Regions from separate parts of the Mus musculus genome. Here region 1 is linked to region 2. Evidence: chromatin loops called from intact Hi-C (ENCODE). Cell type or tissue: heart. All regions are shown on one strand. Links, peaks and the distances in the headings refer to the core of each region. The heading gives the core; the rest is flanking DNA. Region 1 has its middle 78 kb from the start of Gm39615. Region 2 has its middle 21 kb from the start of Ptp4a1.

What was found. Hi-C counts contacts between places; a loop is a spot of excess contacts. Peaks named below come from ENCODE experiments on the same cell type or tissue, not always from the same donor. Only the 100,000 strongest peaks of a DNase experiment are listed, where the experiment ranks them.
Region 1: a loop joins it to region 2, with 6 times the contacts of the local background. A loop is called at or near these places in 31 of 42 quality-filtered maps.

What each region holds. Positions count from the first base shown.
Region 1 is chr1:30,775,815-30,781,198 of GRCm38, forward strand. No RefSeq gene overlaps it. Among named protein-coding and RNA genes, the nearest start is that of Gm39615, 78 kb to the left of the region's middle. In heart, for the core only: CTCF peaks have their summits at 3,031 (motif pointing right) and 4,615 (motif pointing right); no DNase peak of the experiment used is centred there; H3K4me3 peaks cover 294 bases; H3K27ac peaks cover 288 bases.
Region 2 is chr1:30,925,753-30,931,136 of GRCm38, forward strand. No RefSeq gene overlaps it. Among named protein-coding and RNA genes, the nearest start is that of Ptp4a1, 21 kb to the right of the region's middle. In heart, for the core only: no CTCF peak of the experiment used is centred there; no DNase peak of the experiment used is centred there.

The DNA of each region.
Region 1 (5,384 bases), core at 57-5,056, 150 kb before region 2:
GGAGCAAGCTTCCTCCTTCTGTGTCTTTTTCATAGGATGCCAGCAGAAGGTGTGGCCCAGATTAAAGGTGACTCTTCCCACCTCAAAAGATCCAGATTAAAAGTGGGTCTTCCCCCTGCAAATTATTTAATTAAGAAAATATTCCTCACAGGCACATCTACCCAGTCTCTTGAGGTTGGTTAACTCCAGATGTAGGTGACAGTCACTGCTTTACAGGCAGTGGGACCTGGGAGAATGGAGCCAATAAAGAAGGCAGATTTGTGTCATGCTGTAGCAAATTTAATTCACAACAGCAGACTGCATATACTTTGAGGGTTAATAATGTTCATATGAGTAACGTTCTCATGAGTTCAAGCTGCATAAAATAACAAAGAAAAGCTAAGAATGACAAAAAGTGTCTTTTCATAGAAGCACACAGAGGACAGTTTAAACATTCAACTGACTATCAATAACAAGCAGGAATAATGAATCTGAAATAAGAACACTCCTTTCTGCTGCACCTAGAGGGAGCACAGAATTCCATTCCAAGAACATTTCTGTTTTGAAGAAACAGAGTTGTGAGGCTTTTGTCGTGTGTTTCTTGGAGTGTTGCCACAAGCACTTAGAATTCTCCTTACATGACTCCATCCCTGGGCCAGATTCTAGGCCATATTCTTAGTTGACAACAAAGAATAGGCAGCACACTAGAGGGGTATCCATTTCCTTACCATTTCTGGCTTCAAGAGCCGCTTTTTTTTCCTCAGGTCCTGGTCAGTTCCCCATATGTAAAACCAGAGAAGAGAGGTCCGCTTCTGTTACAATCTCCGACCTTCTCTTCTGGTGCCCTCAAACTTAAAGGCGTATGCCATTCCATTTGCCCACCCAAATAAACAAAGATAGCCTTCCAGTCTGAAAGTCAGCTGAGTGGGTGTCATCTGTGACCTCATTTCTCTACTATGAAACATGGCATTCACAGGTATTGCGACGATTAAGATGTAGGCAGACATCTTTGAGGTTGGGGAACCAGTCTACCTGGGCTCATATATTGTAAAGTAGTTGTTGAATTGTTAACCTTCTGAGTTCTTTATCTACTACATGCAAGTTCTTAATTAAAAAAAAAATACTGAACTTATCCTCAAGTGACATTTCACATTTTACATTTTCTCCCAATTAGAAGTACCTTGTGTGGCAGCACAAACCCTGAGATTTCCTCAGCCAATGCGTGAGGACAAAGCTGTAGCCCACAGCTGACCAGGAAAGCCTTCCTTTACATAATAAGTAGACGTGAGCAGTAATCACGCATCTCCTAGGTTTCCTTACAGGGACTAAGTGCTTGTCTTATAGAAATTACTGTCACGGGCTGGGGCTGAGGCATGGTGGTGGCACACGTACATGTTCTTGTTTGAGACCATTGTGGCCACTTTGGGGATCCTCTGATTAACATAACATCAAAACTATTTACTTTGTGTTAATCACTAGCTGAGGTACAGCTGGTTCTTGTCACAATCATTACCATAATAGCCCTCCAAACTTGAAGCCGCTGAACTTGGGAAAAGAAAGTGTGTGTGTTTATGATATACTCCTTAGTCACATCTAAGAAGCTCTCTTCTGCGCACACCCAGCTTCTACTCTTATGTCTCTTCATTTTGTTTCTCACCTAAAGCAGAATATTGAGTTTCTAAATAACATTATAACATTATAGATAACAAAAGGCTGAATTCAATCTTTTCTGAAAATAACTAACAGAGATGAAAAATAAAATCTAAATTCCCAAGAAGCAAGTCTTAAGCCAGAAGCATAAATTTCATGGTGTCTGAAATTAATTATAAAAATTCAGTCTTAAGCAGGTCAAAGCTATCCTCCTGCTTCAGCCTCCGGAGTACTGGAGTTCAGGTGGGCATTGCCGTATAAATGTATATAAATGTGTAAAATGTTCCTTTCGAGCCGTCCCTCAAGGCTAGGGAGAGGAAAGTTTGCTTTGGTACGTAAAAGAAAGGCTTTTTAGAAGCAGGGAGAGGGGTGTGTGCAGAGCCCACCCTCTGCTGAGTGCTGAGAGCCCTGATTTCCTGTTTGGAGTTCAGAACACAGGCAGGCACTAGGCTTGTGTTCTAAGGCCGCTCTCATGGTACAATACTATAAGCAAAACTTATGTCAGACCACTTAACGTTCCTGATGCAGCAGAGAAACAGAAAATGATCACTGTTGTTACTGAATAGAAAGGGTTGGGGTTTTTTTTTGTTTGTTTTTTGTTTTTGTTTTTGTTTTTAAGTTTGTTTCTTTAACAGAGTTCTAGGTCCAGTGAGACATCTCAGCAGGTGGGTGCCCTTGCCACTAAGCCTAAAGACATGGGTTCGAACTCTAGAACTCACAGTGAATGGAGAAAAGGACTCCTGCAAGCTGTCCTCTGACCTCCAGGCTCACACACACACACACACACACACACACACACACACACACATAAATAACTAAATAGATGTAATATATAGAATAGTAAAGCTATTCTAGCTTAACTATATACAATCCTGGGTTTTGTATGTATTTTGAAAGCAAGTTTTATTCCACTAACTTCTTTTTTGATAAAAAATACAAGACATAAATGTATCATGTATATTACATTTTAGATATGTCAACATTGTAAAACGGAAACACAATTTGCTTTTAGTCATTTTCAAAATGTAGACGCTGCTGTAAACTGTCACCATGCTGAGCCTAAGTACTCTATGACTGGGGTCAATATCCGGCTTTACACAGCACAAGAAACGCCCCTCAAGGCTGGGGAGCTACTGTGTATGGGAACTCTTGCCTAGCTCCTGTGAAGCCCCGAGTTTGATCCCCCAGGACCACCCATAGGGAAGGGGAAATCAAACCCAAGTAGGATGACTGGAACTTGACAAACAAGCCAGAAGCTGGTGTGAGTGGACCGGATGTTAAATGCAATCCAATCAACAGGTCGCAGGGCTATACAGAGAAACCCTGTCTCGAAAAAAACAAAAACAAAAAACAAACAAACAAAAAACTGCCCTTCGCTTTGTCTTCTTGCAAGTACATGAAATAGCCACTAGGTGGCGCAGCCATCATTGAAAAATGTAAAGACGTTAGCTTAGTTTACTCGTTCAACTTTTATAATTTGCCTACCTCTTTCATAATATTCAAACAATAATCAAAGTCGTATATGATTTTGTAAGAGATTAATTCTTCGTGTTGTTGGTCTTCATTTTAAAGATTATCATATTCTTCAAATGTATTAACTTACACACAACAAACATAACTTCCTACTATATATGTTTTATATGTGTGATATATTATATTATATTATACATTATTTTATATTATATAACATTGCATATACGTATATGATATACACATATCCTATCTAATGCAGTGGAAATATTCCCACAAATGCATTTGAGTGTGTGCCTTATGCCTCTACCTCTAAGTTCTAAACAGATGACAATTTTAATTTTAAATTCCTCCTGTGTCCGAGTCTAGGAGAGCACTGGTGGGAGAGTTTGTCAGGTTAAGTGTGTTCTCATCCACCAGTTTCTGGATTCCAGCAGTTGCTCTCTCCACCACACTCTGGTTTCCTCTTCTTAGCAAATGCATCTGGGGCCTCATATCCTAGCACAGCACACCACCCCGGAAGCTACAGCTTGCTTCTCACATTCAGCTGCCTGTCTTACATGACCTAACAGAGAGCCTTGTGCACCAACAAGCACAGAAATACACATATTAGGAAGATAAATCCTATGAGGCACAAATAGGAAGTAAATGAGAGTTTTAAACAAGTATTGTCTTAGTTATTTTTCTTGCTACTGAGATGAAATATCCCAGCTAAATTAACATAAGGGACAAAAGGTTTATTTATTGAGGTTCACAGTTTATCATGGTAGGGAGGTCAACGCAGCAGGAGCCTGAAGCAGCTGGTCACATTGTATGCAGACAGGAAGTGGAGAATGGAAGCTGCTTATTCTGGGCTACTTCCTCTTCTTTGTTCAGACCAGGATTCCAGCCAGGGGGATGGTACCATCCACAGTAGGCACAACTCCCCACCTAATCAAGGAAATCCTCCACAGGAATGCCCAATGGTCAATCTAGATCACGCCCAGGTCTTTCTACATCTCACCGTACTCACAACTGAGACTGGCCATAACAAATGCATTCTTGACAAATACACAAAGGCAAATAATCATTTTTATGAAAGAATTATTAGGGCCAAAAATAAAATACAAGAGACCTATAGTACGCTTCATTTTGCTTCAACTCTATTCAAATCTATTGGTTTAAGGCATTCCTGTACACTGATAAAGAGAATACAAGTTGGTAGAATTATTATGCAGGAGAGACCAGAATATGGATTTAGAAGCCCAAAAGTCATACTGGCACTTGACTTTATCCTAGGCAAATAATTATAAATACAGATGTTGGGCTGCAAGAGTTTTGTCACAGCATTGCTTATATAAAGTGTGTATAACATTTCATCCATTAGTGTCACAATGTCCATTAAAATATCCATCAAATATGGAACTATGGAAGAAAAGGAAATAAATACGGGGAAGATATTTGTAAACGTTCTAAGGTTTCTGTTGTTTTGTGTACAGAGAGAAACCTGGATGTACTTTTATGCCTGTGTACCACATGATTGCAGTACTTGTGGAAGCCAGAAGAGGGCGATCAATCAATCTTTCGGAGCTGGATTCATGGACGTTTGTCAGCCACCTTATAGGTATTGGAAACCAAAACCGAGGTCTTCTCCAAGAGCAGCAAGGTCTCATAATCACTGAGCCATCTCTCAACCCCTTGTAAGAGTTTGTCTGTTTGTTAGTCTGTCTGGTTTGGTTTGGTTTGGTTTGGTATGGTTTGGTTTGGTTTTTTTAACAGGGAATTCCATTCATGGAATCTAGGGGAAGCAGGGAACACTGAATGATTATTCGAAATGGTGTTGCGTTTAAGATGAGACTTTGCAGGGCATTTTCGCCTGAAGTGACAACAACTGGCAGAGAGGAAATAAAACGCAGCAAGATTCTGAAGCTCCAGGGTTGGAAGTGGCTCATCCCTAAAGCTGCCTGATGAAGTCATCAGACTTTCAACTTAACACCTTATGAGGATACCTGATTTAATGCATCAGACACCAAGAAAATAATACTTTTGAGCAGCTGAAGGGGAAATGTATGAAATAGCAAAACGTTGAAAATAGTTAAGACCCCCACAAGAGAAATACAAAGCCACATAATTTGCCATTCTAGACATCAAGATGCAAAACTGGAGTAACTAAGACAACGTGACATTGATGCACGAATAGACAAGCAGACTAAGAGTACAGAGAAGAGACATGGGACTATTTTCAAAGGGACACAACCATCAGCAGGAAGGGATGTGCTACATAGTAACACATTCCTGCAGAGACC
Region 2 (5,384 bases), core at 237-5,236:
AGTATGTTTAGTCATGTGGTCTATGCATCATTTGGCCCAGAAATATATAAATATATATTATAATTTTGTTTTTGTTATTTTATTTTTTATATCTTATTATTTCAGAGCCTTTAAATCCTAAGATCCTTATTGACTTTAGTGGAAGGGTAGAAAATTGAAATTGACCTTGAAGTAACCAACTAAATGGAGAAGAAATTTAACAAGAAATTAAGCTGGGCTCATGCCTTTAATCCCAGCACTTGGGAGACAGAGGCAGGAGGACTTCTGAGTTTGAGGCCAGCCTGGTCTAGAAAGTGAGTTTCAGGACAGCCAGGACTATACAAAGAAACCCTGTTTCAAAAAAACCAAAACCAAACCAAACAAACAAAAAACAAACAAAAAAAAATTCTGTTTTTGTTTCATCTCTTTATAACAAAACACCCTGACTAAAAGGGATTTTTAGAAGAAAGGGTTTATTTGACCTACAACACCAGGCCACAATACATTATGGAAGGAAGTCAAGGCAAACTCAAGCAGGAACATGAACTAAGATTTGCTTTCTATTTCTCATAGAGTTGCCACCAACTAAAGAGCTAACTTCACAAGGAAAGTATACCAGGGACCATGGAGATTGCTGTTGCTGTGGGGCTTTCAGTCTGAGTTATACTGTGCTAGATAAAGTTCAGAACCCCTGCCTACGGATGTGCCACCAGCAATGGGCTGGGCCCCCCTACACCCATTAACAATTCAGGAAGTCTCCCACAGATGTGTCTGCAGTCACTTGTAGGCAATACTTCAATTAAGGCTTTCTTTTTTTTTAAAGATTTATTTATTATTATATCTAAGTACACTGTAGCTGTCTTCATACACACCAGAAGAGGGTGTCAGATCTCATGATGGGTGGTGTGAGCCACCATGTGGTTGCTGGGATTTGAACTCAGGACCTTCAGAAGAGTAGTAAGTATTCTTAACCACCGAGCCATCTCACCAGCCCCGAATTAAGGCTTTCTTCTTAGAAAATGTTAGGCTGTGCCAAACTGGCAGTTAAAGCTAACCAGAACAATTAGTTTAAGACATATTAGTGCAATCACTAACTGTATAAATTCCCAGAGAGTGTTTTTACCTGTCTTTAAAGATCAATTATAATAGGTTGGGAGTTTAGGTTGGATATAGACCATTTACCTATCACATGAAGTGCTTTGGGTCAAATCCCTTGGGTCAGAAAGGGAGAAACAGAGAAAGGAGATGGAGGAGTGATGGAGGAAGGGAGGTTGGAAGAGAGAGAGAAATGATGGTTTTTAAAAAGGTTTAGAGTAGTAGTTTGTATTGAATGGGAATAGATTGGCTCGTGCAAACAAACTTTATTAAAACTATTAGTACTGCTGGATATAGTAGTACACCTTTGTCTTAGTCAGGGTTTCTATTCCTGCACAAACATCATGACCAAGAAGCAAGTTGGGGAGGAAAGGGTTTTTTCAGCTTACAATTCCATACTGCTGTTTATCACCAAGGAAGTCAGGACTGGAACTCAAACGGGTCAGGAAGCAGGAGCTGATGCAGAGGCCATGGAGGGATGTTCTTTACTGGCTTGCTTCCCCTGGCTTGCTCAGCCTGCTCTCTTATAGAAACCAAGACTACCAGCCCAGAGATGGCACCACCCACAAGGGGCCTTTTCCCCTTGGTCACTAATTGAGAAAATGCCTTACATTTTGATCTCATGGAGGCATTTCCTCAACTGAAGTTCCTTTCTCTGTGATAACTCCAGCTGTGTCAAGTTGACACAAAACTAGCCAGTACAACCTTTAATCCCAGTACTTGGAAGGCAGAGGCAGTTGTGTCTCTTAAGTTTGAGGCCAGTCTGTATCTACATACTACATTTTGAGTATCAGAGCCAAACATGGCTACATTGTAAGAACTTGCCAAGAAAAAAGGAAAGAAAGGAAGGAAGGAAGGAAGGGAGGGAGGGAGGGAGGGAGGGAGGAAGGAAGGAAGGAAGGAAGGCAGGAAGAAAGAAAGAAAGAAAGAAAGAAAGAAGAAAGAAAAAGAGAAAGAAGGAGGGAAGGAAGGAAGGAAAGAAAGAAAGAAAGAAAGAAAGAAAGAAAGAAAGAAAGAAAGAAAGAAAGAAAGAAAACGAAAATAACAGAAAAAAGAAAAATATCATGGAAGGCATGGTGGTGCATGCCTTTAATCCTCTTACTTGGGAGGTAGAGACAGACAGAATCAAGAGCCCTTTCCTGACTTCCATAGGCACCCCCACACATGAACATACCTACACACACACATCTCTCTGTGAGTTTGAGACCAACTTTGGCTACAAAGGACTACACAGTGACACTTTGTTTCAAAATAAAATAAAATAAAATAAAATAATAAACCAAACCAAACCAAAACAATAGCTGACAGGATCCTGATATAGCTGTCTCCTGTGAGGCTTTGCTAGTGCCTGGCAAATACAGAAGTGGATGCTCACAGTCATCTATAGGCTGGAACATGGGGCTCCCAATGTAGGAGCTAGAGAAAGTACCCAAGAGCTGAAGGGGTCTGCAACCCTATAGGAGGAACAACAATATGAACTAACTAGTACCCCCCAGAGCTCATGTCTCTAGCTGCATATGTAGCAGAGGATGGCCTAGTCAGCTATCAATGGGAGTAGAGGCCCTTGGTCTTGCGAATCATATGCCCCAGTACAGGAGAATGCCAAGTCTAGGAAGCAGAAGTGTATGGGTTGGGGAGCAGGGCGGGGGGAGGGTATAGGGGACTTTCTGGATAGCAATTGAAATGTAATTGAAGAAAATATCTAACAAAAAAGAAACTAAATAAAAATTAGTAGTAAGTTTAGCATGAAGTATCTGGAACAGAGGACTCAAATGTCTTTATTGTCTTTGGGTTCTCTCCATTTTATTTGCTTATTAATCTATGGCTTACTTGTTTTGATTTGTTGATTACCAAAAACACTTCTGAGCTGGACTATTTCAAGGCAAAAAAAAAAAAAAAAGAACTGCCATGGTCCCATTATCCCAATAGCTAAATTTACATATGCTAAGCACTGAAAGGTCTCAGATGGCGGTTCAAGAGGCACTCTGAAACTAATTGCTGGGGACAAAGAAGTTTTTTTGTTTTTGTTTTTTGAGACAGGGTTTCTCTGTGTAGCCCTGGCTGTCCTGGAACTCACTCTGTAGACCAGGCTGGCCTCGAACTCAGAAAACCACTTGCCTCTGCCTCTCGAGTGCTGGGATTAAAGGCGTGCGCCACCACCGCCCGGTGACAATGAAGTTTAACAAAAGAGTTATTAATGTCGTGGACAGACAGACAGGCAGACAGTATGATGAGAGTTGAGGAGAGTTCAGGTCCCAGCATCTGAGCCAGCATGGTTGGGGCTCTGAAGAGAAACATCAGATCCCATAGCGACAAATAAGAATCTCTTACTATACCTTTCTTTGGGTGGGGTAAGTTTCACATCATGAACTTGCAGCCAGGATTTCCAGGGATGAAGCTGAGAAGAGGATGAAGGATATCTAGCTACCAATGCCCATTTTTAAAGTAAATCCACTTTCCAGGTGTGTCCTGGTTGGAGTTTTACTGCTCTGAAGAGATAGCACAACCTTGGCAAGTAGTATAAAAGAAAACATTTAAAGGGACTGGCTTGCGGTTCCAGAGGTTTAGTCCATTATCATCATGGTAGGAAGCATGGCATTGTGCAGGCAGACATAGTGCTGGAGGAGTCAAGAGTTCTATATCTTTATCTGAAGGCAGCAGGGTGAGACTGTAGCTGGATGTAGTTTGAGTATAGGAGACCACAAAGCCTGCCCCCACAGTGAAACACTTCCTTCAACAAGGCCACACCTACTCCACCAAGACCACACCTCCTAATTAGTGCCACTTGCTATGGGCCAAGCATTCAAACACAGAGTATCGGGGAGGTGTGGAGGGGTCATACCTATTCAAACCACTACAAGGTAAGAGGTTCTGATACCCAGAAGTCTATCAACTAAGAATTCAAGGACAGTGGGTGTCACGGTGGGTGCCTGCCAATCAGTTCCTTGCAAAGGGAAAGGCTGCTGCCTGTATTGTGGTATAACTATCAACTGGATTCCCACTTTACATCATTGCAAATAAAAATCGTTGAAGAACAGCCAAACGTCATCAAGTCATGCCTAATTCTTTTTTGTTTGTTTTGTTTTATTCGAGATAGGGTTTCTCTGTGTATGTCTGGCTGTCCTAGAACTCACTTTGTAGACCAGACTGGCCTCGAACTCAGAAATCCGCCTGCCTCTGCCTCTCAAGTGCTGGGATTAAAGGTGTGTGCCACCACCGCCCGGCTCATGCCTAATTCTTTGCTTTACTCCCACACGGCTCACCTGCTTTTTTTCTTTCAGGGCCCATTTCATACTTCCCTCTCTTGTTTCCTAGGGAACTTCTCTCTCCACCTCTAAATTCTCCAAGAATGGCAATTATAAGGTTTTATTTTTGTTCTCGCCACCCTATTGTACTGTAACCTGTTTCAGTAACAGCAGTAAAGATAGATGCCAGGATCCTTTAAAAGAATGCTTCCTTTCTACCTAAAACATTTGGCTTCTTTTTTTCTTATTTTAAAACTTCTCATTGTGCAATATCTACTTTGCAAGATACTATATTGCTCAAGGACATTTGAACACAAATACATAATGTACCTTGAGCCTATTTCCCCATACCCACTCCCTTCCCTATTCTACGTCACCCAGTTAGTTCCCTTTGGTCCTCTATACAGCTTTTTTTTCTTTTCTTTTCTTTTCTTTTCTTTTCTTTTCTTTTCTTTTCTTTTCTTTTCTTTTCTTTTCTTTTCCTTTCCTTTCTTTTCTTTTTTCTTCTCTTCTCTTCTCTTCTCTTCTCTTCTCTTCTTTCTTCTTTCTTTTTTGTATATACACATAATTTTATGCATCTCTCTGAGAGTGACTAATTTGATTCAACATGATTTTCTCTAGCTCCAAATAACATAACTTCATTCTGTACAGCTGAACAATGTCTAGCCTGTCTCTATGCCATACTTTGTCATTCCTCTGTGGTTGCTAGACTGATCCCACAACTCAGCTCTCATGAATGAACCAGTGCTGCAGTAAACACTGGTGGGTCAGTATTTCTGTGATGTGTTGTCTTGAAGTCCTCTGAACAAAAGAGGAATTTGCATGGATTTGAAGGTGAATGTAACCCAGAAACTTTGTGCTTCAAGGTGACAGGTGTGAAGCTGGGGTAAGGAATGAGGTGTGGATGCCTAGAATCCCAACTTGTCCTTTTCCTATTTTGGTCTGAGTTTTGCTTCTCTTGCCACCTGCTGGTCTCCTCATCAATAGCAGTCCGGAGTCATCTCTTCTAGTGACTCTAAGCTACAGACTTCAGGAACATGCTCACACAATGACAACCATTTCCCC